7 separate regions of the Mus musculus genome follow, and all the other regions are linked to region 6. Evidence: chromatin loops called from intact Hi-C (ENCODE). Cell type or tissue: heart. All regions are shown on one strand.

Region 1 (4,000 bases), 1.5 Mb after region 6:
TTTAATAGGTTCTATTAAATAGGTTCTTAAAACTTAACCTCCCTGGGTCTCATTTCCAAAAATGGGACTACTTAACCTGTAAGATTATCAGGCAACACATGAGAAGCACTTCCCACTACACCTAAAAATAAGTGTTCAAACTACTGTGTGGCCAGTCAGATGGGCCTGCAAATAAAAGCCTTTGCCCCACAAACCTCCCAACATGAGTTCCATCCTGAGAACCATGATGGAGAGAGACCCAACCTCTCACCGTGTTCTCTGACCTCCACACGCTATGGTGAGTCATATCCTTGTTCAAAATCCTCATGTGAACTTACTCCTCAGTTCTGCTTATCCATAATGCTCTGCTACAATTGGTTTGAATTTTTTTATTCACTAAGAGTTACAAACTATTCAAGTGAATTCTGGAGATTTCCAAAAAGTTAGGTGGAAGGAGTATTTCTTTAACCTTTATTTGGATCTAGATGTTATCTTCAAGCATCTGTCACATCTAGCTTGCAGAAAAGATCAGTGCTGGGGGAAGCATGAAACCCCATCTGCAATCACTGGAGAAGGTAAGGCAGGGAGGGACACTGCTTTCAAAAAGCCAGGAAAAGATGTCAGGTGCGGTGACATGTGGCTGGAATCCCAGCAACTGGGAGGCAGAGGCAGAAGGATCACAAGTTCAAAGCCATCCAGTCCACGCGGTTTCACACAAGCGCCAAGGCCACAAAGTCAGATCCTGCCTCAAAACAAACAAAAGAGACAGAACAAGGGGCGAAAAATGAAAATATTAGAATGGATGAAAACCTGTAACTAAATTAATAACCTTGAAGTCTACTAGAACTGCCTACATTCTTCTCTCAGTAGCCATTCTGACCCAAGAATTCTCTACACTCGGCTTTCAGCGTCCACCATTATGCTGAATCCCAAGAACTCCTACAAGTGAGACAATGGAGGTAAGGCTCGGGTTGGCAGGTAGTTGGTGGCTATGGCAGTCCCAATGCTGGATTTCAATGCACAAAACTGGAAACACTGTATCAATCTGTGTAACATTAAAGTGTAACAAAAAAGTGGATTCCCTCCTGCCTGTCACCTCCGGTTGTTATCAGTGTGCAACATTGTAACTCACCTGTTTTCTCAGTTACATCTGAGTCTGGGGTGTTTGCCCTGCTACCTTCCCCTTCAGCATTCTCCTCTTCAGCACTAAGAGAAATTGGTGACGAAGGACGGGCCTGGGAGGGCTGAGGGGCTGCTTCGGGTGCTTCCTCAATCTTACTCCTTTTCTCAAAGCGAAAACGGTCCAAGTTGAAAAGATTCATATTGGGAGGAACCACCACCCTGAGGGGGCTGACAGCTTTCAATGAACTAGCTGCAGGGAGGGAACAAAAAACAGGGGGATGAGGCGGTGAAAACAAGGAGCCACACAAAGCCACCACACTTGGCTCCCAGAGAAAGGGGGTCCGGCCGCACCGATGCCCGAGCCCGGTTCCGGCTGTGCTTTGTTAGGCCACACGGGGACGGCGGATTGCAGTCCCGGCCAAATGCCCGTCGCGCCCTCGACCCGGCCCGCGCGACCCCACGAGCCCGAGCCGACCCTCGCACGAGGTCCTCACCCGGGCCGCAGAGGTGCGCGCCCGCCTTCCCGCCACGCAGCCCGCACCGAGCGCCCGCCGCCTCCACAAAGCCCGCGAGGCCCGAGCCTCCGCCGCGGGAACACAAAGGGCCGAAGCGGGAGCGGCGCGCCGCCCGGAAGTAGACGCGGCGAGGCCCGGCCGAGGAGGAAGCTTGACAGGCCGGCGCGCCGCCGAAGGGAGCCCGCCGCCCGCACGCACGCACGCACTTACAGCCTGGCAGGCTCCTCGTTGGAACAAAGGTGGACAAGAACAAAATAATTCTTTGAGGGAGGCGACGGTAGCCTGGCCGGGACCTTCCAAGGCAGCGCTGGGCAAGCCACGGAGCGCGTAGTGATGACGCAACACGCAGCCCAGGCCTTGTTCTCCCAAGCGTCGCGTGGTCAGAAAAATGTCTGAGCGCGCCGTTGTCATGGTAACCTGTATCTATCTCTGCTAGATTCTAAGGCTGGAATTGTTTCTTGGTTCCTTTTCACCGCGCCGGCTACAGAGCTAATAAAACAATAAAACAAGATGAGAGCAAATGGCGTCGCAAGATACAATTAATTCGGAGCTTGTCGGTTATGTTCCACAATGTCAATATGCAATATAATTTTTCACTAAATTTATGTTCGTCGTTTCGAACGTGACAGTGTTTTAATTGTGTAATCTCAATCATTACAAGACAGTTTTACAAAATAAAAAAAACTGAGGCCTGGCGGGTAAAGGCGCTTTTTAAAGGTGCTTGTTACTAAGTTTGATGACCTGAGTTCAATCACCTAGAGCCACTTAGTAAAAGGAAAAAAACCAATTCTGAACGTTGTTCTCTGGCTTCCACAAGTGTTCTGTGAGACAGAGCGCGCACACACATACACACACACACACACACACACAGTCCTGCAGATGCTAAGTAATTAGTAAGAGACAATATCTGATACTTTTCAACACAAAGGCTTTGCTTGAGCTTCTCCACTGTTGACATGATTTTCCTTGGTTTTGTTTGTTGGCATTTTCTCTTCTAGTCGATTTGTGATACGTGTGCACCATGTTGGATATCCTTTCAGGAAATGATCCCATAGCACACCAAGAAGCAACAGACCAAGGAAAGCTCATACATCCTTTTCTGTGGTAGCCCACCTTCTCTGAGATTAATCTACTTAAAGGAGAACAACATTAATCCCTTGTCTGGACCATGGCCCCATCACTGGACCTCACCCTGAAAAGGTTTCCTTACCTCTCTACCCTACTATACTAGAAAATAGCTCGGGAAAAAAAATGAAAATAGCTTCTTCCACATACATCACCTTTTGAGTACACACACCAACCATACCCAAACCAAAGCAGTCACAATAGAACAGTAGCACATTCCAGATGGCATAAACACAAGGAAACATTTTCTCTGAGATCTGAAATACACTGAAAGTATTTTGTAGACCTATTCTGGCCTCCTTTCTAGACTTGTGACACCATGTTCTTGTGCCTGCACTTACCTTGTCTATGTCCACATTTCTTCTAATGAGAACATAATTTGTACAATATGGGAGCGTGTGCTAGTCACTTCATTTTAACTTCATTACCTTTTCTGAAGACCCTATGTCCAAATGTGGTCCCTTTCTGAACTACTTGGGACTCAGGACTCAACACGCAGAGTTTGTAAGAGCATAAACCAACTAATAACAGTCAACCAGAAAGGAGAATTCTGTTAAGGACAGATAATTTGGGGCTAGTAGTCACTTTGTTTATCCTTATTCCTTGAGACTCTAAAGAAGCCTTTAATCCCAGCACTTGGGAGGCAGAGACAGGCAGATTTCTGAGTTCAAGGCCAGCCTGGTCTACAGAGTGAGTTCCAGGACAGCCAGGACTACACAGAGAAACCCTGTCTCAATTTGCTTTTGAAACTTGAAGTCAAGGAAACAGTGTGGTGCAAGTACTGCTGTTCTAGCCCACAAAGAGTTTTCTGTACAAAATTTTGAGAATCAATAAAGATGGGAGAACTTGGAATGTTTGAACCACAGCTCTCAGAACTTTAGTAACAGCACAACAAATTAAAACAACTCATGCCACAGTGTAAAAAAAAGAAAAGAAAAAGAAAAAAGAAACCCTGTCTCAAAAACCAAAACAAACAAACAAACAAACAAAAACCACAAAACCAGAAGCCATAATATGTTCCCAAAGCGCCTGTGTGGATTCAAAAAGAGAAAAATAAATAAAAGCAAATAAACATTTTAAACGATAAAATATAAATAAATAAATAAATAAATAAATAAATAAATAAGCATGCATGCAAGCCACTTGACATTATAAGAACAAATTTCCAAATATGCCACTGGGTATGTTTTCTGTAGAATGCCTACTGCTGGGCATGAAGTCTGCTTTTAAAAGTAGTCTGTATACTGTAATGGCTATTC
Region 2 (4,000 bases), 1.4 Mb after region 6:
CCCAGTACTCTGGAGGCAGAAACAAGAAGATCTCTTCCTACACTCGATCTTAGCCAAAAGGCTGAGAAGCGATAGCAGATCTCTTTCTATGTAGACCTGGAACTCTACTCCAGGTCTACATAGAAAGCTCTGGGCTAACCAAGACTATGTAGCGAGAGCCTATCTTACAAAACAAGCAAACAAATTTTACACACACACATAAACACATATGTATATATACAAGTATATGAAAGAAATGGTGTTTTGGTGCCATCTTGTTTTCTTTCTTGTGTGTGAGTGCACATATGTGTGCGCATGCATGTGTAGGCCTGAGATTGACGTCCAATTGCTTCCTCACTCCTTCCCCTGCTTACTGATTGAGACAGAGACACTCGCTGAATCTGGACCTCACCAATTCAGCTAGACTGACAGACCACCAAAGCACACACCCCCTTCCATTCCTGCTTCTCAGTGCTGGGGCTACAGCTGTGTGATAGAGAGCCTGGCTTATCTGTGGGCATTAGAGATCCAAGCTTAGGTCAGCATAGTTGAGCAGCAGAAATCTTATAAAGTGAGCCATCCTTCTAGTCTGGCACCATCCTGTATGGGTCCATTCAGCCTGACACTTTGGAAAGTTTAAATATCCTTGAAAGCTTTTAAAGTGACTTCACTATATCCTGTATTCTCTTTGTCACCCAGTACCCCTGGAGCTGGGAGGCTGAGATCTTTTCCACCTCCCATTATTTGCTTTGTTTTGGGTTTTTTTTTTTTTTTTTTTTGGCTTAGTTTGTGCTTTCAGAGGACGTCCTCAACTTGACTCGTGGATGATTGAGTTCTAAATTTTCACCTTTTAATTATCACCTGCATTGTGATACTGTTTACATGATTAAGATCTTCTGATTGGAGATATTTGCACAAATAATTTATATAAATAAGGTATCTTAGGGATGTGTGCATGGACAGACACAGAGAGAGAGAGAGAGAGAGAGAGAGAGAGAGAGAGAGACAGAGACAGAGAGAGTCAGAGAGAGAGAGAGAGAGAACACTCACCGGGACAAAGTCTTGAAAAGCTCAGCTTTGATGACAGAAGGGTAAAAAGACTTTTTGACATAATATATTTTGGCTCTGCCCAAAATATATATAATGGGCTTGAACCCTATTGCCTTCTTACCAGTGCAATTCCCTATCAAAGTTGAAACTCGGAGTGTGAAGTGTAGACCAAAGGGGGCGCTCCTTTGATGCATGTTGGGAGCACCCAGTGATAGAGTATAGCCATGTGACAAGGTGGAAAGAGTTCAGTAAACCTCAGCCAGTACAATTAGACATTATAGAGTTAAGTGTTAGTTTGCTCTTATATTTGTCAGGTGTGACATCTATTTTACATGTCTATATAAGCACACAAATACATCATGTTCCCAGTTATAGAAAGAAAATATATAAAGATTTGTGTCCATGATATCAAAGAGCCCACTGCAAGGCAGTCTGCCTCCTTCTTGGCTGGTCTCTCATTTTCTACTTTTCTATGGCTGAGGACCCCTGACAGAGGACACATCCCAGAGGAGACTATCTCTGGCCATTGCTCATAAAATTTATACTCCAGCATTGTGCATAACACGGTGGTCACTGCTATTACATGTCTAAAACCAGGTTTAGAAAGCATAGAAATTCAGGTTCAGGAACAAATTATACAAAAGATCCTATTTCAGAGGCATTGCTAATAGCTCCGACTACATCATCAATGAAGTGTGTTTTGCTCTCTCCCTGCAGCAGGGTCAGTTGCTGCCACCTTGTGGTCAGGCAGCATTTTCAAAATCAAAATATTGCAGTAAGATAGTAATACCAACTTATTCTTCTTAGTGAGAGAGGGTTTTGCTATTTAGCCCAGGCTAGGCTTGCAGCTCCCCAGACCCTGTCTCCCAAGTGTAGGGATTACAGATGTGGAGTTGCATCACACAAGTCTCACTGAAAAAAATTGTCATTATTGTGCTTGAAGAAAAGCATGAAATACAGTAATTGCTGTTATTTCTGTATTTGTTGCTAAAATTCCATTTCCAATTTTAAAGGATTAGATGAAAGAATATGTCTGTGAACACTGGTCACCAGAATTTCCCTTGAATTTATTATGAGTGCTTATTCTTTGGCTACCCAGTGTGCCCATGTGGGTTTTGTCATCTGAAGAGCAGTGTGCAGGTGGGAGGACTAGCAGGGGAGCCGTAATTCTGAAGTTGCAGTTTCAACAGTGAAAGAGAATAACAGTGAGGATTTGGAAACTGTGAGAAACAGACAACGTTCTATATCCTTCTCAGGGGCAAAACCCAGCTCACAATGTTCCTGAAGAGGAGCGCAGAAATGTCAGACACCAGCAAGTCAAAGAGTGGCCACCTAGATTTAACAAGAAACAGACATAGGGAGATAGATAGATAGATAGATAGAGAGAGAGAGAGAGAGAGAGAGAGAGAGAGAGAGAGAGATATTTCAATTAGTTCAGTGACAAAGTATTTTTGGAATGCCTAAAGCCTCTCCAGTACTTCAAATACACACACACACACACACACACACACACACACACACACACACACACCCCTAAAGGCAAAAGATTTAACAATTACATTTCTTCCTATTACTTAAAAATGGACCTTAAGAAATGATTGTTCTGTATGTAGTAATTTAAATATTATTAGTTGGAAATAATTTGACAAATTGTAAAGAAAATTTGAGCTAAAGGAGTGATCAATAATGTGAGCATTGTAAGTTTTTATTTGCACTTGACAATGTGGACATGACCATTAGAAAGTACATATGGCCTTTGCAAAACTTTCGAGCAACCACATCCTGCACCCCACTGGCTCCAGCTGTCCAGGAGATACAGGCTAGCCTTGACTAATATTCATATCGAACTCGAACTAATCCAGGGATATGAGGTCACAGGGTGTACCACCATGTCGGCAAGCACACAATTCTCAGTAAGAAAGAGGGTTGAGTTAATGACTTGGTTCTCAGAGACAAAATAAAACATAGTTATGTAATAAAGGCACCCATCTGTTTTATGGGTGTCCTGCATTTGTCTTCCTTTCTCCGGATATTGTTTCTTCACAGTACCTTACATAGATTATCAGAAAGGAGTGGTTGGTGGGTCCTGTAGATAATATGCAAGGCAGACAAAGCTCATGCTAAGGCACAGTGGCTGTCAAGGAGGAGACAGCCTTAGGTTCCATGGGTGTTCTTTGCTGTGAAGAGACACCATTGCCAACTCTTATAAAGGGAAACATTTCACTGGGGCTGGCTTACAGTTGCAGAGGTTTAGTCCATTATTGTCCTGATAGAAAATATGGCAGTATGCAGGCAGGTAAGGTGTTGGAGAAGGAGCTGAGAGTGCTACATCTTGATCCAAAGGTAGCAGAAGACTGTGTCACTGGACATAGCTTGAGCATATAAGACCTCAAAGCTTGTCCCCACAGTGACACACCTCCTGCAACAAGGTTACACATCCTAATAGTGCTATTTGCTATGGGTTAAGCATTCAATCACATGAGTCTATGGGGCCATACCTATTCAAACCACCACAGGTATCATGATTCATTATGGCCTAGTATGCCCATCAGGTGTAGTAATGAGGAAGAAACCCAAACTGGAGCACCCAGACTCACAGGCTGCTGTGCATCTATTTCCTTCAGTTGAGCTACATAATTATAAGGGCCTTATGTTAAAAGGGGATTTCAGACATCTAAAAACATAATAACTTTTCATTACAATAAACTAAGAGTTTGAAAATATCATAGGTGTTTCTCATAAACTAAAATCAGATTTACCATGACTTGCCTATATGCCTCTCAAGTATTTACATCAGCACAGCGCAGACACTTCCATGCACATTGAGGTTTATGATGGCTGTGTCCACAGAAGACAAGTGATAGAGCCTACCTGTCTAAAATATAGAAATGGATGCAGAAAATATGATGTATATGTGTATATATATACATATATAATACATGAGTATAAAATGTTTGTATGGGAATATCCT
Region 3 (4,000 bases), 1.0 Mb after region 6:
TGAGTTTTAAGAGCTACAAATGTTATCATGAATGTAATTATTGATGAACGTGGACTACTGTGAGGAAGGACAGAAATGTTGGACTAAAGATGGGTCTTCTCTATTGAAGTTCAGCTCAGGAAAAACCTGTCATAGGTAGTTTTCATATCCACGACAAGTAAGCCAGCCCCACCTCCGTCCTTAGCCTCTTCCTAACAGTATCACTTCCTCCAGACACATGCCCATTTACTTGAAAGGGAAATTGGTAAAGGTCGGGCTGGGCCAATGTTTGTTTACAAACCTGGGGATTGATCTAGGTATTCTTTTATACTATGTAAGCCATCCATCACTCTGCTGCAACCTCACCCCAGCTTATTTGCTTGGCTTCCGCTTCTCTAAGACAAGACTTTGTAATGTTCCTAGATATTCTAATCTGCACTAAATTTTTTAAGATGAAGAATATGGTGTGTTTTTAAGTGTCATCACGGAAACGTCAATCAACCATACACAGTGTAATTCCCGGAGCCACACAGAAAGCACCTTGCAGCTCAATACTCAGGTGATCATCCTCAGATTGACAAAAGTAAACACAAAGAACTGAAGCTGGGAGCACAAAGTCTGGGTTCTACACAGAGCAACAGAAGAGTGAAGTCTGTGTCTCTCGGCTCCCAATGAAAATCAGTGAAAGACAGTCAGTTATGACCATCAGAAATGATGGCTGAGCTCGGACCACACTGATGGAGGCTTTCTCCTGGAGATGAGGGCCAAGATTTGTATCTGAATCTGTTCTTTGGCTTTTATAAGTTGGATGCTCTCAGAACAATTATATCTAAATATTTGTTGTTATTTTAAAATATTATTTCATGTGTTCAAATAAGCAACAGATATTCTAATCAAAAATTAATTTTCCTGTACTAATCCATATTTAGGCAAATTCCAATCTGTCCATATCAGACATGTTTCTTACCATAAGTCAAACAATTGCTTTTGATATTATTTATGTGTTTTACATTTTATCCTGCAAGTAATATTAAAAAAGAATGCATATTTTTCACTGAAGCTGAACAGAATTTCTCTAATTTTAATACACTACAGTGCTTTCTATTGTCTGAGAATGTCATACAAGCATACATTGTGTATTAACCAAATCTAGCTCCTTTCTCACCCTGGAATTTCTCCCATTATTCCTCCCCGACTCCATGTGCTCTTCTTTCAGAAGCCAGTGGATACACTTAGTGCTACTAAAATGTGTGTAGGTGAAGGGAAGTGTACTGTGTTTGTTTTCAAAGCAGTCCCATGTATTCCTGAGGCAGTACTCTATATAACATGGGTGTAGGAAAGGACTTCCTGTTTTGGACTCAATTTGGCCAAGCATTAACGCCAACCATTGACAAGTGAACTTCCTGAAACTAAAAAGCTAAACAGAAACTAAAACTGTTAAAGAAATCATCAGCCTTCTAAAGAGAAAGCCCTCAGAATGGGGAATAATCTTGGCTGGAGGATTATATGCAGAACATACAGTGAATTTGAAAAACAAAGAGTCAGAAACAAAACAAAACAAATGACCCATTCAAAAAAAAAATGGTCCTGGAACCTGAAGAAAGAGTTCCCCAAAAAAGTAAAAATGGCTAAGGAATGCCTTTTAAAAATTCATTGTCCTCAAAAAATTATGGAAATCACATCAGAACAACATCTTATTCCAGGCAGAATTGCAAAAATCAAGAAAACAACTGGCAACAAATACTGGAGGGGAAAGGGGGAAAGGGAGCCTTGTTCTCTGTAGAATTGCAAAGTGGTGCGAACATTATGAAAGTTGGTGGGGAGAATTCTCAAAAAGATAAAAAAGCTACCATACATCCAGCTATACCACTCTTTGGCATATCCCCAAGGGAACCAGTATCCTTCTCCACAGCTACCAAGCATGTTCATTGCTGCTCTAGTCACAATAGTTAGGAAATGAAAACAACCTAAATAAATTCTGACTGGTAAATGGATAATGAAAATGTGGTAGATACGCACTATGGAGTATTATTATTCAACTACCAAAATTAAGAGAGCAAAACAAGACCATGGCTAGGATAGGGGTGGGGGAGTTACAGTAAGGGGATAGTAGAGTATAATTAATCAGAATAGAGAAATGGGAAAATGAGGTACTGTGGGTATGGAGAGGGGTAAATACTGAAGAATGTGGGAGGAGGAAAAAGAGAAGTAGCAGGACACAAGTGATCTGATGGGGTAATGAGAAAAGGGAGAAAAGGAAAGGGGGGAATATGCTTAATTACAGCCTCAAAAACAGACTAACTAACAACAATAACGGCAAGCCACTGAGAACATTTGGTGTTCCGCAATCTACTGTTTTTGCTTCTGACAAGGTTGCATGTATCCCAGACTGGCTTAGCATTTGCTACCTAGTGGAGGATAAATTTCTCACCCTTCTGCCTGAACCTCTTGGTCGCTGGAATTCTATTCATGGGCTGCCACAACCAGTTTACTTGTTTCGTTTGGAAACTCAATGATGTAAGCTGTATTTTTCAGGGGGAAAAAAAAAAAAAAACATTGAACAACTTTCCAAAAGAGAATATGTGACTAATGACAAAGTATTCTCTAAAACTGAAAGGAAAAAAAAACTATGGCTATACCTCAAAAATGATGCTGAGCACAGTGACAAGAGTGCCATCCCTTGAGAGTCACCTAGACATAGATAGCCCACAGCACTTGTCTACACTCTTTTATAACTGAAGGAAACCTTTCTACCTATTTTGAGCTTGAGGTGAGGATCAAAAGAATGGAAGGGGCAAGCTCCCTTCAGATCCATGTCTTTAGATGTCTGAGATGATCAGACCAGCTTACTATGGAGTTTAGATTCTTTTTACAGAAGTAATCAAACCTAAGACTCAGCTTCTTGTGATTACAAATTAGTTCTTCCTTGTGCCTCACTTAGATCCTGAAAACTGGGACAACGGCTACAAATCTAATGGGGAGGTTGTACTAGAGGCTAAGATATCTTAATTAAATGTATACTTCATGGAGACAGCGGGCAGGAACAATCTGTGGTAGAGACAAGTATGTTAGGGCTAGATATGCAGACACATGTAGGTGGTAAAAAGGAAAGAAAGACATGAGGAGGGTTTTTTACTGCAAAATACATTGCAGTTTGCAATTTTAATCTTTCAAAATGTTGATTAAAAATAGTTTATGAAAATTGATCCGCTCTATAAATACTTTAATACTTGTCTCTTGTCTTTGTCTGGGCCCTTGGAGGTCGTGTGCAGCAGGAATGAAATTGTGGAAGCCTCACCAAGGATCAGAATGCACTCCGGGCTTCAGGACAACTCAAGAAGGATGATGCCTATCAGCATCTCTTAGCAAGAAATTTCTTGGCTGTGCTTGCAGCTTAATGAAACAGCATCATGATGCCCACAGACAACTAGCCTACCTCGTTCTGTCCACTACTAAAATAAGTTTCCTCTGAGAGCATATTTAAACTATTCCTAGAAAATTTGTTTTCTAATCTCCTTTAGAAAGACTAAATAAACCTAGTGAATTTATTCTTAAAAACAACCCATTATTTTAGAAGTCCATATTAACGTGATTACATAATAGCATGCACAATGTAATGGAGAAGTTCCCCAGCTATGGATCACACCGAATGATGCTTTCATTGAGCCCTATTTAATCGCTATTAATGAACTCTGTAGCAGCATGAGAAAGTGACTGGAGTGAAATTATTCATATGCTTACTTAAATTAGCTGCCATTTATAGAATTTGATCTAAATTGTACTCATATAGCAAGGAGTTCATTTCAATAACCTATGTGGTATGGATGAAATACCTAAATGGCAAAGCTCTCAAATGAATATTTGAAAGGGAAACATCACACATTATTACACCTGCAACAAGTTCCTTGTTATCTCGCACCTGGAACACACAGACCCTTGTTCTGGTTGCTAACAGTCCTGAGCTCATAATCACACAGGCACATGATTTCAAAAGAGAAAGCTTAAGCCTTTCATGAAGGAC
Region 4 (4,000 bases), 730 kb before region 6:
TTGTGTTCCCGAGACACAGGACACACCATAGGTTAACAATTGTTTCCACTCTTACAGATAGGTACTTTGTTTACAAGTCTACCAACCACCACCACACAGCACTAACTGGAAGTTTTATTCAAAATTTCCCCATATGTATATATAACCTTATTTAAAATCAACTCTGGTTTTAAAGAGTGATCTAAGGGTTTGAGATGTGTAATGCAAAATTTTCCCCAGCAAGGACAAGGTTCTAAGTTCAATACCCAGTACAACCCATGGAAGACTTGGACGTAACTAAAAAAAAGGTTGACTACTATTGTGAAAAAGTTTTCTGAAGTAAATGACAAACGTAATCCTGGCTATAAATAAAAATGTCCTCCATTGATGACTTATGCTAGTTTACAGGCAAGATCATAAATTGGCTTTGTGATGAAAATTGAATAATTTAAAATCATGCTTCATGTTTTGACCATTTTTTGAGTTCATCTATGTGATGTGTTTTATTTACTCAACTTATTCATGTACTTCTGTGAATTACAGTCATAAAGGAGGTAAATTTTAGTAGTTTAAATAACACTATCTAGTGTCCCTAACACAGAAATTAAATGTCTTATTCAACTATGTAATGTCAAGAAGCTTAATCCGCTCAGTACTTCTGCCCAAGTGATGTTTTCTAACACTCCAGACTATGCTTCCAAATATATTAATAGAACTCTTCCCTTTTATAAATCTACTAGGAACTGGATGTTTTACTCTAAGCCTTCATTGAAAGACACCACCACCCCCAAAAAACTTCAAACCTAACACAATCTAATGAGAAACAATTCCTTTCATGAGCACGTGGCATTGAGAGGCACTTTAACATAATACCAATTTTAAAGATTCACAGGTTATTCTATATGTACTCGCTATTGATTTTTCACTTTTTTAGCCCCTAATTGCTTTGCCTTTTCATCCACAATAAGCCAGTAATGGAGAAGAATGCTAAAATCAAAACAACTATGAAACTTCTAGTGCCCTTGAAGAGACCATTAGCCGCCAATGAAGACCCGACCACGCTTTACGCACGTGCGGAGGAAAAGCTGCAGCCTGAGTTCTGCTGCCGGGACATGACAGGCTGGGCACTCATTTCGCCCACGAGGCCCAGAACAAGCAAAGCCCTATGACCTGGGGGCTCCAGGGAGTTAGTTGGAAGAAGAGATGGAGACATGAGATGGGTTCCACTAATGACCAGTTTTTTATTCGGAACTCCCTCTAAAATGAGTGGGGCTAAATTCTTCTCCTCTCCAACACTTTAGTTCTCGCCAGTAAGTTACAGGAACTTCTTCTAACGTAAGAGCGAAAGGGCACAACACAAAACACACACGTGGGACCCAAACAGCAACTCCTCCCTCCCTCCACTCTAACAGGGACCCCCAAACGGAGACGCAGCCCAAGTGGAAACTCTGAGCCCGGGCCTTTCCTTGAGGGTCCGCGCCATTGTGGGACAAGATGGCAGGGCAGGAGCCCACAGCAGGCAGCGGCAGCCAGGAGCCCGCCGGGCAGGAAGCAATGCCCGCGCTGCTTCCCGAGCGCCTAGAGCCAGGAGGCTAGCGCCCGGCAGGAATCGGCGGGAACGCCCGGGCCGCCCTCTCGGAGCACGCTCCGTCCGCCCGAGGCGGGAAGGAAGGCTCCCGCCGAGCCTGCGAGCGAGCAAGCGACCGAGAGAGCGGCGTGGACTTGGGACCAGCCACGTTCCCCGCACCGTGAAGGGGCTCCGAGGGCTCTGCGGCCCCGCCGCCTGCACGAGCAAGCGGCGGCGCACGCCCCCGTCCTGCCCGCCAGCCCGGGCTCCCCACCGCCTCGCCCGGCTTTACCTTCTTTCTTAAGCGCCACCGGCGGCTGCGTCTCCTCCTTTTTGTCGGCCACGCCGACGCTGGGGGGCAGCGGGTTCTTGCGGTCTTTCTGGGACTCTTTACGCAACTGTTTGCCCGCCGCGTTGGAGTTGGTCTGGGCCGCGGCCTGAGCCGCGCTCTTGGCCCCGGGGCCCCCAACGCCGCCCCCGCCGGCTTCTTTTTTCTTGTTCTCTGCTGCCTTCAGTACCTCGAAAGGGTCCGATTCGTCGTCAAATAGCTGGTCGAATCGGTTGGTGACCACGCAGCCGAAGCCTTCCTGTAGGTGCCCAGGCATGATGGTGGCTCGGCGGCGCGTTCCTCCACGGATTGCAGCGGACCGCGCCGAGCCAAAAGCGCCTGCTTCAGCTCTTCCCACAAGATGGCCGGGCCGAGAGAGGGGGGCCGCCTTCTCTTCCGGCGCCAAGCACACATCCGGGAGCGGCCTGCGCCGCACGGCACCATGGGGCCTGTAGGCCACAACTGATTAGCCCGGGATGGCTGTCTACTCCTGAACTTCAACTCCCAGCGTGCACTGCGCAGCAACTCTTCGCGCGCGCCTGAGAGGCGGGATCTCAAGGAAAGTGTGCAGCGTGCTCGCTGAAGGTGGGGAAGCGAGTACGGGGCGGAGTTCTGCCACCTGCTCTTGTCACCCTTAAACTCTCGGTCTTTAGATACCTCTGAGAACAGGAAAACGTGAGGGCGTCTTCTGCTCACGAAAGTGTTCTCTGTCTTTGGTTTCACTCATTCTGTCTCCGGCCAGGACTTTCCCCACCTTTCTGGGAGGGTCAAGGTGACTCCCAGACCTAGTAACTGGAGCCTCAAAAACTTCCGGGGGGTGGGGGGTGCCACAGTAGCCTCCGGTAGGTTGCGACCGCACGGCTGCTCGTCCCTGACTGTTGGATTTCTAGAGCTGTCCCTCCACCCTTCGTAACGAATCAAGGCAATTCGGTTTAATGTGGAACGGAGTTCCAGGGTTGAATCTGCGTGGCAGAAGGAATCCAAAAGAGGAGTTGAACTAATTGGGTTGCGCGCCTTTTCCGGTCATTGCAACCATGCTTTAAGAGCTGTTAAGTCCTGACTGCACAACTGCACGCTCGGCCATCCTCTAAAACAGTGTTTGTGGAAACGCTTTCTAGAATCAACGCGATAAATTGATCTGTCGGTATCTGGTCAGCGGTGTTAGTAAAATGTGCTCCAGAGCCTGGGGTGGTGGCGCATGCCTTTAATCTGAACACTTAGGAGGCAGAGTTCAAGGCTAACCAGGTCTACAGAGCAAGTTCCAGGACCGCAGGGATTTCATAAGAAAAAACCCTGTCTCCAGCTCCCCAAATGTGCTCAAGAGGAAATGTTTTATAGTACATTGGGTATTATGTGTGAAGGGAGGAAACTAATTTCGTAATTATATGCTAACTCTGACATTAGTTGGGAACCTTAAATCCCACTAAGACAATCCAGTGCCAATACACACTATAATTTTAAATCTTTTCCATTGATACATTATGTAATAGAAAACATACCTCAGGCAGCAGGTGCTACGAATGTTTCATCCTCACATCCTTTTAGATAAATAACTATCCCTTTCTCACAGGGATGAAACTGTCAGAATTGATAAAACTTACTAAGGTCACACTTAAGTGCTAGTGGCAATCTTCTAGCTGCACTATGAGACTGTTGACATCAATTCTGTAAACCAAGTTCTGTCCTGATAGAAATTACAACAAGTGCTGAAATTCCAATAACTAATCAAGTTTAAACAACCCTTTGAATCCGTCTCCTGGATCAACAGAATGAAAGGCAAAATGGGATTCCCATAGTAGTTTTCTGATCTCTACACTCATACTGTGGTACATTCACACTCAAACACACATAAATAAATAACAGATAAAAGTGTTTTTTTTTAATGTCTAAAGAATGTCTGCTACTATCAGTAAGAACATTTATAGGATAATCCTCACAGTAAGAGCAGAGGAGACTCTCCAGCTCTTACTCAAATCAAGGCTCCACAGCATTTCATGACCCACATTACATTCTTGTACGTATACTCATGCAACATGACAGTTTTTATGTATAGCAAGCACGCTTCTCTTGAGAATATTCTATCAGTAAATGTGGAAACTATCCAAGTACCTTGACTAAATACACAG
Region 5 (4,000 bases), 640 kb before region 6:
TGATTGTTCACATCATTTTCCTTCTCATTTTAATTGAGTTGCTGTTTTGTATATACTTTCCTTTCCAAGTCTAGTTTATTTATCTGAAGTTGGGCTCTGTTTCGTCTTCCTTTCTGTAAAGTACTCCACTAAGAACTTTCTGTAGGGATGGCTTGGTTCTCATGAGTTGCCTTAATTTGTGTTTGTCTTGTTATCTTTCTGTAAGTTTGGAAAGATGGCTTTGCAGGGGATAGCAGTGTTGGTTCACAGTTGCTTCCTTTCAGAGCTTGACCTCATATCCTCAGAGATCTCATATCCTCAGAGATCTCATATCCTCAGAGATCTGCCTAACTTTCCCTCCTAGGTGCTGGCATTGAAGAAGTGCCTCACCACACCCAAGCTATTTGCTTTCAATGTTTTAATCTCCTTGCTAAATTTCGTATTTTGAACTTTTGCCTTCAATTTAACTGTTACATTCACTTCGGAAGGGTGTCTTGTCAAGGTTCTGAATAGATTTTAGCTTGTGCATCTTTGAATCTTTTATGTGATTGCTAGTTTTTCTAAACAGTAAAACTCTAAATTCTTTTTCAGACATTTCAGCTTTCTCTGTAATAAGTTTGTGTTTTCTTTTCTTTTCTTTTTTTTAAGATTTTATTATTATAATTTAAGTACACTGTAGCTGTCTTCACCAGAAGAGGGCGTCAGATCTCAATCCAGATGGTTGTGAGCCACCATGTGGTTGTTGGGATTTGAACTCAGGACCTTCAGAAGAGCAGTCAGTGCTCTTAACCACTGAGCCATCTCTCCAGCCCACGTTTGTGTTTTAAAGGGGGTTCATCAGTGAGTGATGATAGATCCTGGGTTGTAGTATATTTTTTTTTGTTGCTTTATCATGCTTTATGCTTCTGTTGAAGTGGATTTGTTTTGAAACCATGTTCTTCCAAGTCTATGACCTTGGTCGCCTCTGGATTCTATGAACCTACTAGAGCTAAAATAACAAATTTCAGACCGCTGCAGCGATGTTTGTCTACTATTAGGAGTTGTGGCTAGAGTCAACGGCCTAAAGCAACCTATGGGCGTACAGCTGTACAAACTCCAGGTCCTGCAGTGATCAGTGGGACCCCAGAATCATAACCCCAACCCCACTCTGACCTCAGAGACCTTTGGAAGCAAAGCTCCAGACTCTCAGGGAGTCCTGGATACACAGAAGCCAAACCTCATGCTCTGCACTGACCTATTAGGCCATTGTACTGAACTAGTCTCTATAATTTATTTAAAATTAAGTCATAGACTTTAGTAGAAGGATCTGTTTCTAATTCTGCAGAGAGCGAAGCAGCTCAGTAGCAGCTGCTGGGTGACACGGGTCCCACCACTGTAGGTTTCGCTTTCATTTCTCCTAGGTGCTGGGTTTTTCATGATGATTCCTAAACAAAGGCTCACTTGTTGGCAAGAGACCTGGCCAGTCCTGTACGAGCTATTTGCAAGCCAGGTGGGTTAGCGGAGATTCTGCCTGGCTCTGAGCTCCCTCTACAGGTTGGTAACAGGTTCTACATGATCCTTGCTTAATCTTATTGCTCAGCTTGAACTTTTAGCCCAGGAGTTTGAACTTCACAAATACTCTGACCCCTCAGAGCAGAAACCATTCAGAAAGCATTGCAGTGAGTGAATGAATGAATGAATGAATGAACGAATATAATCAACCTTGATCCAAGCCTGGGTTTAGCTCACATGGCATCATTTGATTTGTTTGCATTTCAGTCACAAAACAGCCAGATCTCTCCAGTTCCAGTGCACTATGACCCTTGGTGCAAACTGTCCTCAACTCTCACAGCACGGAGGAACTTGGGTCAAACCTTGTATTCGTAGGTTTGACTTCAGTCCGATGTGGCCTTTACAGACTTCGGGGAGAATATTTTTTAGCAATCACATATTTAAAGATTGTTTAGTTACAATTCACACACATTTATAAAGTAAGCAATCATAAGTTGGCACTTAATGACGCATCGGACAGAGGGAAGTACGTGCATTTTCTCACCTGATCCATATCAGAAACCTATAACGTAGGAGCAGGGCTTTGAATAAGAATTGTCCCCCCCCCCACCCCCCATAGGCTCGCCTATTTGAAGGTTTGGTTCCCAGTTTGTGAGTAGTTTAGGAAGGATTGGGAAGTGCGGTCTTATTGAAGGAGATATGTCATTGGGAGTGGGATTTAAGGTTTCAAAACCATACACAAGGTCTAGTCTCAAATTTTCTGCCTGCTGCCTGGGAATTAGGATGTAAGGTCTCAGCTACTGCCCCAGAGTCTTACCTGCCTGCCTGCCTGCCTGCCTGCCTGCCTACCTGCCTGCCACCCCATTCCTTGCAATGCTTGTGATGGATTCTCCCTCTGAATCTGTAAGCAAGCCTCAACTAAATGCCTTCCTTTATAAGCTGCCTTGACCATGGAGCTAGCCCGGGAGTGCCTTTGATCTTCAAGGGCCGTCCATTCTTCTAAGCATCAAAAGCTGCTCTTCTTTTCGTCTCTTCCTTTTGCACAGTGTCAGGAGTCACATGCACTCTGAAATCTTCATAGCAGGTTCCAACTTATGCACAGTGTTCCAAGGACCAGCCTGGACTACGTTTGGGTTCCTGAGACTGAGGTCCGAAATCCTATTAGGAAAAAAATTCTAAAAGAGCTGTGTTTCTCTCTATAGATTTTCTGACCAAATCAGAAATCCTGTTAAAAACATTCTAAAAGATTTGTTCACTCTCTAGACAGCTCAGCTCTTTTTTTTTGGGGGGGGGGGGGTTCGAGACAGATAGCTCTGACTGTCCTGTAACTCACTCTGTAGACCAGGCTGGCCTTGAACTCAGAAATCCACCTGCCTCTGCCTCCCAGGTGCTGGGATTAAAGGCATGCACCACCACTGCTCGATTGAGAAGAATCCTTAAAAAAAAGGAAGTGCTATCACTTTTTGCTAGCTCATCTCATGCAGAACAAAAGCCCAGTTTTCTATTTACATATCAATTCAGTTGTTTAGTCCAGGTTCCCTCTTAACCATCCCACAAATCAGCATTCTGCAACTTTTAGTCCCAGGATTGTTAGGAAGTGAAAGCAAGCATAGCTGAGTCCAGACAAGTTGCACTTTTCAGGAAAATGGAGTTGAAACAAGATTGATTACTGGTGGGCAGGAACGCACCAGGAGTGCTTAGATATGCATGACTTGTTAGGTTTCTAAGGCGGCTTAAAAGAGATGGGAAGCAGAAAAAGAGAGGCATCTGACTTTAGACGGGTGGGATCGTGTTCATTGGCTGACACTCACTCACATCCACGGGGGTGGTTGAGAATGCCTGGGCGTGGGGGTAAGATGGCTGTGACCCTTTTTAGGAGTGAAAATGACTGTAGCACTCTTTCCTCCCATAGTCCCTCCTCCCTTTCATGTGGATTTGCCCGGCTGCAGGGGAATCTGGGAATTGTAGTTTTTTTTTTTAGTCAGGAAACTATCAACTCTGGCTTCAATTTAAACCTAACCTCACGTTTGGCTCTGGAAGAGGAATCCTGATCAGCTGTTCTCTTTGTCCCTCTTCCGTTTTCAGCTCTTTCACTGTGAACTTGGCTGTTTTAACTGGCTTACTGGTGGAAGAACTTGGTTAGGGTTTCATGTGGCATAGACTGAAACAGACAATAAAGGCAGAGGTCTTTATGATTATGTTATGTTGCTGCAACACTGTCCTTAGCCACTGCAGCCCCGGAAGTCACAACCTGGTTTGCTGGAGCAGAAGTGACTAGCCTTTTTTTTTTTTTTTAAACCTGTTGAGAATGGAGTCTAGGGTTTTATACACGCCAGTGTTCAGCATCTCCAGCTGCTGGCCAACTGTGTTTCAAATGGGAAAGACAAGACCTTGCAAACAACGTAAAGAATAACTAGCTGGAGAAGTAAATGATTCAAAGAGGAAACACAAAGCTTCGAGTCTCCTCCAAACACTTCCATCTTTTCCCACTTGTTTGCTCCTTGAACGCCTGACTATCTCTTGCCCAGAT
Region 6 (4,000 bases):
GGGTCTCTTCAACATTCCGCTCCACATCGGCTCTTCCGCCCTATGCCCAGTTGCACCACGGGTTAAAGCCCCGCCCAAAGCGACTTGTATCCGGCCCTGGCTCCGCCCTCGCTGGCTGACCGAATGAGCAAGCGCAGAGTGGTTGGGGCGTCTTGTTCCAGGTCCTGGTGACCTACAAGGTCCGTACTGTGCAGGACCTCGGATGAGGTGACCTAGAAGCGGCCCAGAGATGGTCCTGAGATTACCTGCCTGTCAAACCCGTGGTCTGAGCATCCCTGAAGCATGGTCTCAGCTTCGAGGATAGTTTCAAGTCTGGGAGAACCTGGTTTTTGGTTTTGTTAAATATGATGAAGGGAACTAGGTGGGACAGAAGCTTAATGATGCTTGTCACCAAGTAGAGAAGCGAACCCCTGCAAATTGTGTACACACACACACACTAATAATCATTTAGTAATGTCTTTATTTTTCTATACTACATAGATTTTATAAGTCCACAAAGGATTTAAATGATAGAGACACTTGATTTCCTTTTTTTTTTTTTTTTTTTTTTTTTTTTTGCAATTAGCTTGCTTTTAAGTTTTTAGTCATATGTACTTTCTTTTTGATCGTTTAAGGCCTATACCAGAGCATGTACGATTACATATGGGATTCATGCTACAGTTTTAATATTGTACAGTAGTATTGTGTCCAGGAGATGGCACATCTTCCAACTATGCTAAATGGTTCTAACTCTGGTACTCAGACTGCATTTTGAAACCAGTTGACTATTAGAGATACTATCATATGCAGGTTTAAGAAGATGGCTCAGTGGGTAAGAGTGACTGCTGTTCCGAAGGTCCTGAGTTCAAATTCCAGCAATCACATGGTGGCTCACAACCATCTGTAATGAGATCTGACGCCCTCTTCTGGTGTGTCTGAAGACAGCTACAGTGTACTTATATATAATAATAATAATAATAATAATAATAATAATAATAATAAATAAATCTTTGAAGAAGAAGAAGAAAGAACAAGGAGAAGAAAGAAGAAGGTTTAGAGCCTGAACTAAACAGATGCCAGGGAAGTTGTATAAACAATACATCAGAGAAAGAAACTGTGACATATGAGGAGGAAAGAAATGGTGGTATAGATAAAAGTGAGGTACTAGCTCTTTCTTACCAAACGGTGGTTGGACTTAATCTAATTTATTTCAGAAACATTAAAAGATCTGGAATCTTTGATGGTTGATTTCTTTCCTATTTCCTTTTGACTGCGTGGTTTAACATTACCTCTCTCCCCATTTATTAAAAGCAATACTATAAAATACTTGAAAAATTCTCAGTTTCTCATATTTACTTTGACTCACAATTTTGTAGACTCTTGCTGTGTATTATTTAGGGTAAGAATGTTTGAACAGGGAGGAATAGAAATTGACCCCCCCCCTTGGTATTAAAATAAGTATTTTTTTTTTCTAAATCTAGAAGCACATAAAGTTTGAGGCTGAAGAAATCCATTAATGACTTAATCAAATTATAGTATAGTAGATCTAGAGTGGTTGCACAGTTAATTCAAGATCCAGTTTTTAGTTAGTGGCAGATTTATTAGAGAATGTATACTCCCTAGTTTAGTCTCCTTTTATAGCATATTTGTTTGAAAAATGCAAATGAGATTCCTTATTGTTGTGGTTATGATTTGAGAAAAAGTTTACTTGATTTGGGCTAAAAACATTTACTTATTAACTAATAACACACACAACTTGTCAAGAAATTTTGCAGTAATAAACCATAAAGAATTTTGTGTGGATACACATTTAATCCCAGATACCAGAAGAGGGCAGTGTTTAACCACACAATGCAACCTTTGAAAAACAATGCAAATGAAGGCTTCAGTGCACCAAGGGAGAAAAAACAGAGATTAATAGTTTCTAGGCATTTGTGTGTTGATAGTGAACCGCAGAATGACATGTTGAATTGTAATATACTGCGGATTTATATTCTCTTTAGAATTTAAAATATGTGCATCATACGTATTGGAAATATATATAAATAAGGGTCTTGAAACTAAGCGGTTTATTTTAAATATCATAGAAAAATTTTAATCTGCTAATTTTTTCTTAAAAATAGTATTTTTACACACTAGAAATGTTATTATATGGGCTTAAGTATTTTTTTAATTTTTTTGTCACAAAACTTAGTGTTACTTGGTTTCTTTTTTTGTATTATTCTTGCAGTAGGCTTTTATGTATGCCATGCTGGCATCAAGTTTTTTACGTAGCCAATTATAGCCAGTATTTCTTAGCTTTCTGCTTCCACCAACGGAATGCTAAAATAACAAGTATATATCATCCTGCCATATTTATTCAGTGCTGGGAATTAAGACCAGGACTTCTTCAAAAAGTACTCTACCAACTGAGCTACCTTTTAACCCCATAGTTTTGTCTTACATTGAGTAATTTTCATTTTATGTGAAGAATTAGAATTAAGTCAATCATTTCTTAGGGCTTACTTAGTATGCGTAATGGGTACACATATATTACATGTCTTTAATGATTAAATTGTCAAGTGTAAATCTCTTAAAGTCCTATTCTCATTCCTCATACTTCCTTCCTAAGAATTCCTTGCTGTTGGCTCAGGTGCTGAACAAGAAAACATACATTTTAGCCGGGCATGGTGGCGCACGCCTTTAACCCCAGCACTTGAGAGGCAGAGGCAGGTAGATTTCTGGGTTCGAGGCCAGCCTGGTCTACAAAGTGAGTTCCAGGACAGCCAGGGCTATACAGAGGAACCTTGTCTCGAAAAACAACAACAACAAAAAACAAACAAAAAAAGAAAACATACAGTTTAATGATGACATTTAATTAATTTGCAGTGGCTTTTAAGGTTTTATTTTTATTATTATTTATGTGCACGTGTGGGCTTGTGCATGTGAGTGAAATGTCTGTGTAGGCCAGAGAGGGCGTCATATCCTTTGGAGTTGGAGTTACAGGCCATGGTGAGCCAAAGGCCTTGGGTGCTGGGAACCGGACTCAGGTTGTCTGGAAGAGCAGCTAGCGCTGGTCATCACTAAGCCATCCCTCCAGACCAGAAATGGCTTTGAAAAGTCAGCATTCCATTCTGGTACAGTTTATAATTTTAGTGATCTAATTGTATACATGGTTATTTTTTTAGTAAAACTAAAGTACTAAATATTATTGAAAACTAATATAAATTTTTACAATAAAAATAGGTAGCATATTATTAGAAAACATTACCATGTTTTGTTATTTGTTATTCATATGGCATTTAGTGCAATTTTATCATGTTGGTGATGATTACATTGCATTTTTTATATTTATTTGTTTTGTGGGGTGAGGGGCTGTGTGCATGTGTGGTGGTCAGATGACAATTTGTAGGACTCAGTTCTCTCCTTCTACCATGTGGGTTCTGGGTTTGGAACTCAGGCTGTCAGACTGGACATTCATTGAGCCATCTTGCCAACCTTACCTAGTATTTTATGCGTATTTAATCGTTGGTGAGGGAAAAGTGAACACACATACATACATTTAGAATATATTATATAGAATACAGGTGCATATATTTAAAAATGCAAATGAAACTTATTGTGATGGATTAAATAGGAATGACCCCACAGGCTCACATATTTGAGTGACCAGTCTTGAGGGCGTGGTACTAGCTGAGAGGGCTTACTTGCTAGGTAACTAAGTAGTCTGAATAAAAGCAATCCCCATAAGCTCCTGTATTTCAATGCTTAAACGTCAGGGAGTGCCACTGCTTAGGAGGGTTGGGAGGTGTGGCCTTGTTAGAGGAAGTGTGTTTCAGGGGATGAAACTTCAGAAGCTTAATCCAGGCCCAGTTGGTTCTCTCTGTCTGCCTCTGTCTCTGTCTCTCTCTCAGACTCTAGTACAGATACATCACACAGTATCTAGCATTTGCATGTTAATAACTATACTGTGACTTGTGTGTACCCTTCATTGAGTTCTTAAATATTGGTTTAATTAATTTTGGAGAATGATATAAAGTCT
Region 7 (4,000 bases), 360 kb before region 6:
TTGTCTTTCAAATAAGCTCAGAGCTTTCTGCACCTCCTCTGTATACCACACTTGTCGTCTCCTGAGAAGCACAGATCCTTATTCTTATAGGGTTCTATACAAATCTAAGAGCTGCACACTGTGCTGGGTTCTACACAGTAACGTGCTTGTGCTCAATCCAGCTGCATTGTACTTAGTGTTCAGCATTCACTGGACTTCACCCAGGACTTTATGGTGCTGGCTGACTGTTAAGAGAGGCAAAGGATCTGAATATTTTATCTAAACGCCCACTTAGCAATCTACAATTGATTGCTTTTTAAAATGTGGTGGGGAGGAAAGAGGTGATCAGTGGGAGGGGCTTGAAAGAGAGGGTAAGGGGGTACACGTGTACGAAACAGACAAAATATAGAGAAAATATAAAAATATGTGAGGACCATATGCTTATTTATTGGAAAATGACCCTGCTGACATATACATTTTTGTTCTAAAAGGGGAGGGTGGCCCTCCTTTCTTGAAAGTGACTGCTTGATCATAGTAAATTTAACCTTACTGTTCTCCAGTGACTGCTTTCCCAGCTTCCCTGGGGAAGGGCTGGAATCCGGAGGTAATTTACATCCATGGTTTGAAGTGCCAAGCAATGGTGCAGCAGGGTGACCAGCACTCTCAAAACACAGCCAAGCTATTGCTTTAAACATTGAGAACACACAGACACAGAGCCTGGCTCTGACAACATCCAAAAGATTCATTATAGACAATCTATTCAGGAGACGCTACGATCGCCCCAGGAAATATAAACAGTGTCTAAAGAGCAGTGGGGAGAGGAAATAACTGACCGGAATGAGACGAATCATGTGAAGTCCGTCCAACAAGGCCTAAGACATCCCCAGTGTTTCCACTTGGAGCTGCGTTTAAACGTGCCCTGGCACATGGGCACAGATCTCCCCTCCAGCTCAAGCGTGGGGCTGCGTCCTTTCCTACCCACTTGTTTGTGCACAGCCACGCCCGCACAGGAGGACCACGAGACCACAGGCCTCGGCAGATCCTTCCAGCTGATTTCCAGTTGCTTAAAGTTTAACAAGAATCACGGCTCCCTTTGTGAAAGTTAAGTCAAGTTTACAAGGCATCCACAGACTTAAAAGGATAAACGAGTGTCAGGAGACACTAGCAATGGCGTCTTAAAATGAAGTTTAATTGACAGGCCCTAACTAAAATAAAGAGGAGTTTTTTAAACCCACGGGCTAAGCTTCAGGCGCTACATTTAAAAAAAAATATAAAAAAAGCACACAAGGCTCAAGTTTGAACTCCGACCTTCCTGTTCCAGTCACCGCCGCAGGGTCCCTCGTGAAGTGTCACCCGAATTCTCTCCACGATCAGCTCCTTACCCGCCGCCACCCCCCTGTGAAGACCCAGTACCGAGGCTGCCAACCCACGCGCGTCTAGAGATCGGAGGAGGGGCGTGCGTGGCGGCTCCGACCGGCTCCTCCCGCACCACCGCGACCTGGCGGCTTTTCCCGGGCCTTCCTCCGGCGGGGCGAGGCCGAGCGAGGCAGCTACGGAGACCCAGCCTCAGGGGCCACTCGCGCCCCAGCGGGCTCTCGCGTCTGTGGGCCCCGGCTGGCCTCGCTCCCACTCCCCTTCCGCGGCCCAGAGCGCCCGCAGCACGCGCTTCCTTCCTCCGCTCCCTAGCTCCAGCCCGCTGCCAGCCCGCGGGACCCACAGGCGGCCCCGAAGTAGCGGCGACCGCCCCGCCCCGTCCGGTCCCGGCGCTACCTTGGCACTCACTCTTCGCCGTCGTCGCCGCCGCCGCCGCTGCTGCCGCCGCCTGGGAGTCCGGCTCTCCGCGCTCCCGGGACCGCCCGACCTCTCCTCCCTACTCCGCTCCAGCTCCTCCCCTCGCGCGTGGGCGGGGCGCACGGCCCGGTGGGCGGGGCTGTCGCCGCCACCCCCTCCGCTCTGGCCCACGGGCATGGGACGTGGTCGCCGCGCCCAACTGCGGCCGTCGGGGGTCAGGACACGCGTGCCCGCGGCTGGGTTGGTGCAGCTCGCTGCGGTGCGGTGGGCCCGGGCAACCACGCGAGGCCACCACCATACATCACCACCAGGACCACACACCGCAGTCCCCAGGCTGCGAAGATGAGCTCTGCCAAACCCCACACAAAAGTGGGGCTCTGATCCAGAAAGGTCTGAGGAAACGGCCACCGTCATATTTAAAGGACTCTGGGGCAACAGGGAGGTTGTTTCCCAGAAATGGAGGTAAAGCCAGATTATTGAATGTCCCAGACCGGACAGAGTACTGCATAATAAATTAATTGGACAGGTTGTTTTTTTGTTTTGTTTTGTTTTGTTTTGTTTTGTAAGCATTTAGAGTTTGGCAGGTTGAAGGGCTAGTTTTGCTTCCACAAAAGCTGCTTACAGCCATTCAACAAAACGAAGCACCTGTTGTGTGGGGTCAAGCATTATGCTAAATGTGATAGGAGATACCATCAACCTGAGGGGGACTTGCTTAAGTCCTGTAGAGATGGATGTACAGAAATGGTAACACTCAGCAGTTGGCTAGAGTACTCCAAGGTGTGAGTCACTAATAATCATCGTGATCTCTTTTTAAAATGATGCTACTATTGGGTGAGAGCAGGGGTCAGTAATTGGACTCAGTGCCAAGGAAGGGAGGGAGGGAGGGAGGGAGGGAGGGAGGGAGGGAGGGAGGGAGGGAGGGAAGGAAGGAAGGAAGGAAGGAAGGAAGGAAGGAAGGAAGGAAGGAAGGAAGGAAGGAAGGAAGGAAGGGGAAGGAAGGACGGTGGGAGGGAAACATGTTGGGGGTTGGGGGTGGCAGAGTAGGAGGGGAAGTTGGGTGTGATCAGGATACCTGTATGAAATTGTCAAAGAATAAATAAAATATATTATTTAAAAGATCAAACAGAAATAAATAAGTACTAGCATTGGATGAGGATGCACTGTTGAGTGGGTCTTGGGGATGCTGGGATCTAGGTACTGAATCCCACTGAAGGCTTTAAATTCACTCCTGTTTGCACTCTTACTCAAGAATGCCTTGCTTGGCCAGTGTGGTCTGAGCAGCCTCCAGAGGATGTTCTTGTTGAGGTACAAACCACAGCCTGCCTTTTATTTCCTACTTTCTACAGTGTTAGGAAACACTTGGCTGATTCAGATCGTGACAGTTTGAAGATGCACCCTAAACAGAATGGCCAGACACAAGAATGGACTATTATGGTTGTGATTTCCACCTCTGGATCATTATATAGCCCAGTTAAGTACTTCATGTACTTTTAATTTTTCTCTCACTAATCTGTGGCAAAAACAAGCAAAGTGGCTCGTTGAAGAATGTCTGGCTTCTCAAATTGTATCCACCGATTAGTCTTTAAACAGTTATCTGCATATGGAGAGAACAGAAATCCAGTATCATGTACAAACTTGTGCAGAAATTGTCTATTGCATCAAGTTGTTTGAAATATGGTCTTTTATTTTATCTCCCCTCACACATTATTCATTTTTTATTTCTTTTCTGTACTAAAATGTCAGCCTGCAACAAATTAACAATAAAATACAGTTAATCATTTATACCCACAGGGGTCTGCATCCTCAAATTCAACTACAGATTGAAAGTATTTGAAAATAAAATTGAGTCTGTCATAAATAAGTATATTCTTTGTCTTTATTTCATTTATAATGCAGTATAACAAAACTAATATTTACATTGTACAGGACTAGATAATTAACAATCTAGGAATAACTAAAGCATTATCATATGCAAAATGTAGGTAAGTTATATGCAAATACTATGTCATTTGTATGAGAGTTTTCTATCCTTGGATTTTAGTATATGAATGAAGGACAGCCCTGGAACCAATCCCCTGTGGGCACTGAGGGACAGCTGTACTACAGAGGGTTGGGAGGTTCTGATCATAGTAGCCAAAAGGCAAAACGGTAAAAGGTAACATTTAACCCGTACTTCCTGTGCGGCAGATGTTGCTTTAAGAGTCTTACATGTATTAAATCTTTTCATTCT

Evidence for each region. Hi-C counts contacts between places; a loop is a spot of excess contacts. Peaks named below come from ENCODE experiments on the same cell type or tissue, not always from the same donor. Only the 100,000 strongest peaks of a DNase experiment are listed, where the experiment ranks them.
Region 1: it touches region 6 in a loop (6-fold over the local background); 7 of 42 quality-filtered maps call a loop at or near these places.
Region 2: it touches region 6 in a loop (11-fold over the local background); 24 of 42 quality-filtered maps call a loop at or near these places.
Region 3: it touches region 6 in a loop (4-fold over the local background); 17 of 42 quality-filtered maps call a loop at or near these places.
Region 4: a loop joins it to region 6, with 15 times the contacts of the local background. A loop is called at or near these places in 2 of 42 quality-filtered maps.
Region 5: a loop joins it to region 6, with 4 times the contacts of the local background. A loop is called at or near these places in 15 of 42 quality-filtered maps.
Region 7: a loop joins it to region 6, with 4 times the contacts of the local background. A loop is called at or near these places in 2 of 42 quality-filtered maps.

What each region holds. Positions count from the first base shown.
Region 1 is chr6:65,040,557-65,044,556 of GRCm38, reverse strand. It overlaps Smarcad1 (SWI/SNF-related, matrix-associated actin-dependent regulator of chromatin, subfamily a, containing DEAD/H box 1), which reads right to left and starts at 1,966. Exons shown (of 24, transcript NM_001355250.1): 1 at 1,827-1,966; 2 at 1,112-1,351. The coding sequence starts at 1,301. In heart, no CTCF peak of the experiment used is centred here; a DNase peak (open chromatin) is centred at 1,976; H3K4me3 peaks cover 2,144 bases; H3K27ac peaks cover 2,039 bases.
Region 2 is chr6:65,124,062-65,128,061 of GRCm38, reverse strand. The region is part of intron 4 of Hpgds (hematopoietic prostaglandin D synthase); the gene reads left to right. Among named protein-coding and RNA genes, the nearest start is that of Hpgds, 19 kb to the left of the region's middle. In heart, a CTCF peak has its summit at 1,765 (motif pointing left); no DNase peak of the experiment used is centred here.
Region 3 is chr6:65,525,464-65,529,463 of GRCm38, reverse strand. All of the region lies in intron 1 of LOC108169147 (a long non-coding RNA gene), which reads right to left. Among named protein-coding and RNA genes, the nearest start is that of Tnip3, 63 kb to the left of the region's middle. In heart, no CTCF peak of the experiment used is centred here; no DNase peak of the experiment used is centred here.
Region 4 is chr6:67,265,248-67,269,247 of GRCm38, reverse strand. Serbp1 (serpine1 mRNA binding protein 1) reads right to left here and starts at 2,269. Exons shown (of 8, transcript NM_001113565.1): 1 at 1,839-2,269. The coding sequence starts at 2,151. In heart, no CTCF peak of the experiment used is centred here; DNase peaks (open chromatin) are centred at 1,617 and 2,357; H3K4me3 peaks cover 3,322 bases; H3K27ac peaks cover 2,457 bases.
Region 5 is chr6:67,167,876-67,171,875 of GRCm38, reverse strand. No RefSeq gene overlaps it. Among named protein-coding and RNA genes, the nearest start is that of A430010J10Rik, 12 kb to the right of the region's middle. In heart, a CTCF peak has its summit at 1,509 (motif pointing left); DNase peaks (open chromatin) are centred at 1,415 and 3,315; H3K4me3 peaks cover 1,020 bases; H3K27ac peaks cover 1,132 bases.
Region 6 is chr6:66,531,280-66,535,279 of GRCm38, reverse strand. Mad2l1 (MAD2 mitotic arrest deficient-like 1) reads right to left here and starts at 59. Exons shown (of 6, transcript NM_001355624.1): 1 at 1-59. In heart, CTCF peaks have their summits at 742 (motif pointing right) and 1,802 (motif pointing right); no DNase peak of the experiment used is centred here; H3K4me3 peaks cover 513 bases; H3K27ac peaks cover 493 bases.
Region 7 is chr6:66,894,277-66,898,276 of GRCm38, reverse strand. Gng12 (guanine nucleotide binding protein (G protein), gamma 12) reads right to left here and starts at 1,880. Exons shown (of 5, transcript NM_025278.5): 1 at 1,750-1,880. 4930597O21Rik (a long non-coding RNA gene) reads left to right here. Exons shown (of 3, transcript XR_003956381.1): 2 at 1,260-2,232; 3 at 3,117-3,633. In heart, a CTCF peak has its summit at 2,022; DNase peaks (open chromatin) are centred at 856 and 1,886; H3K4me3 peaks cover 1,962 bases; H3K27ac peaks cover 1,490 bases.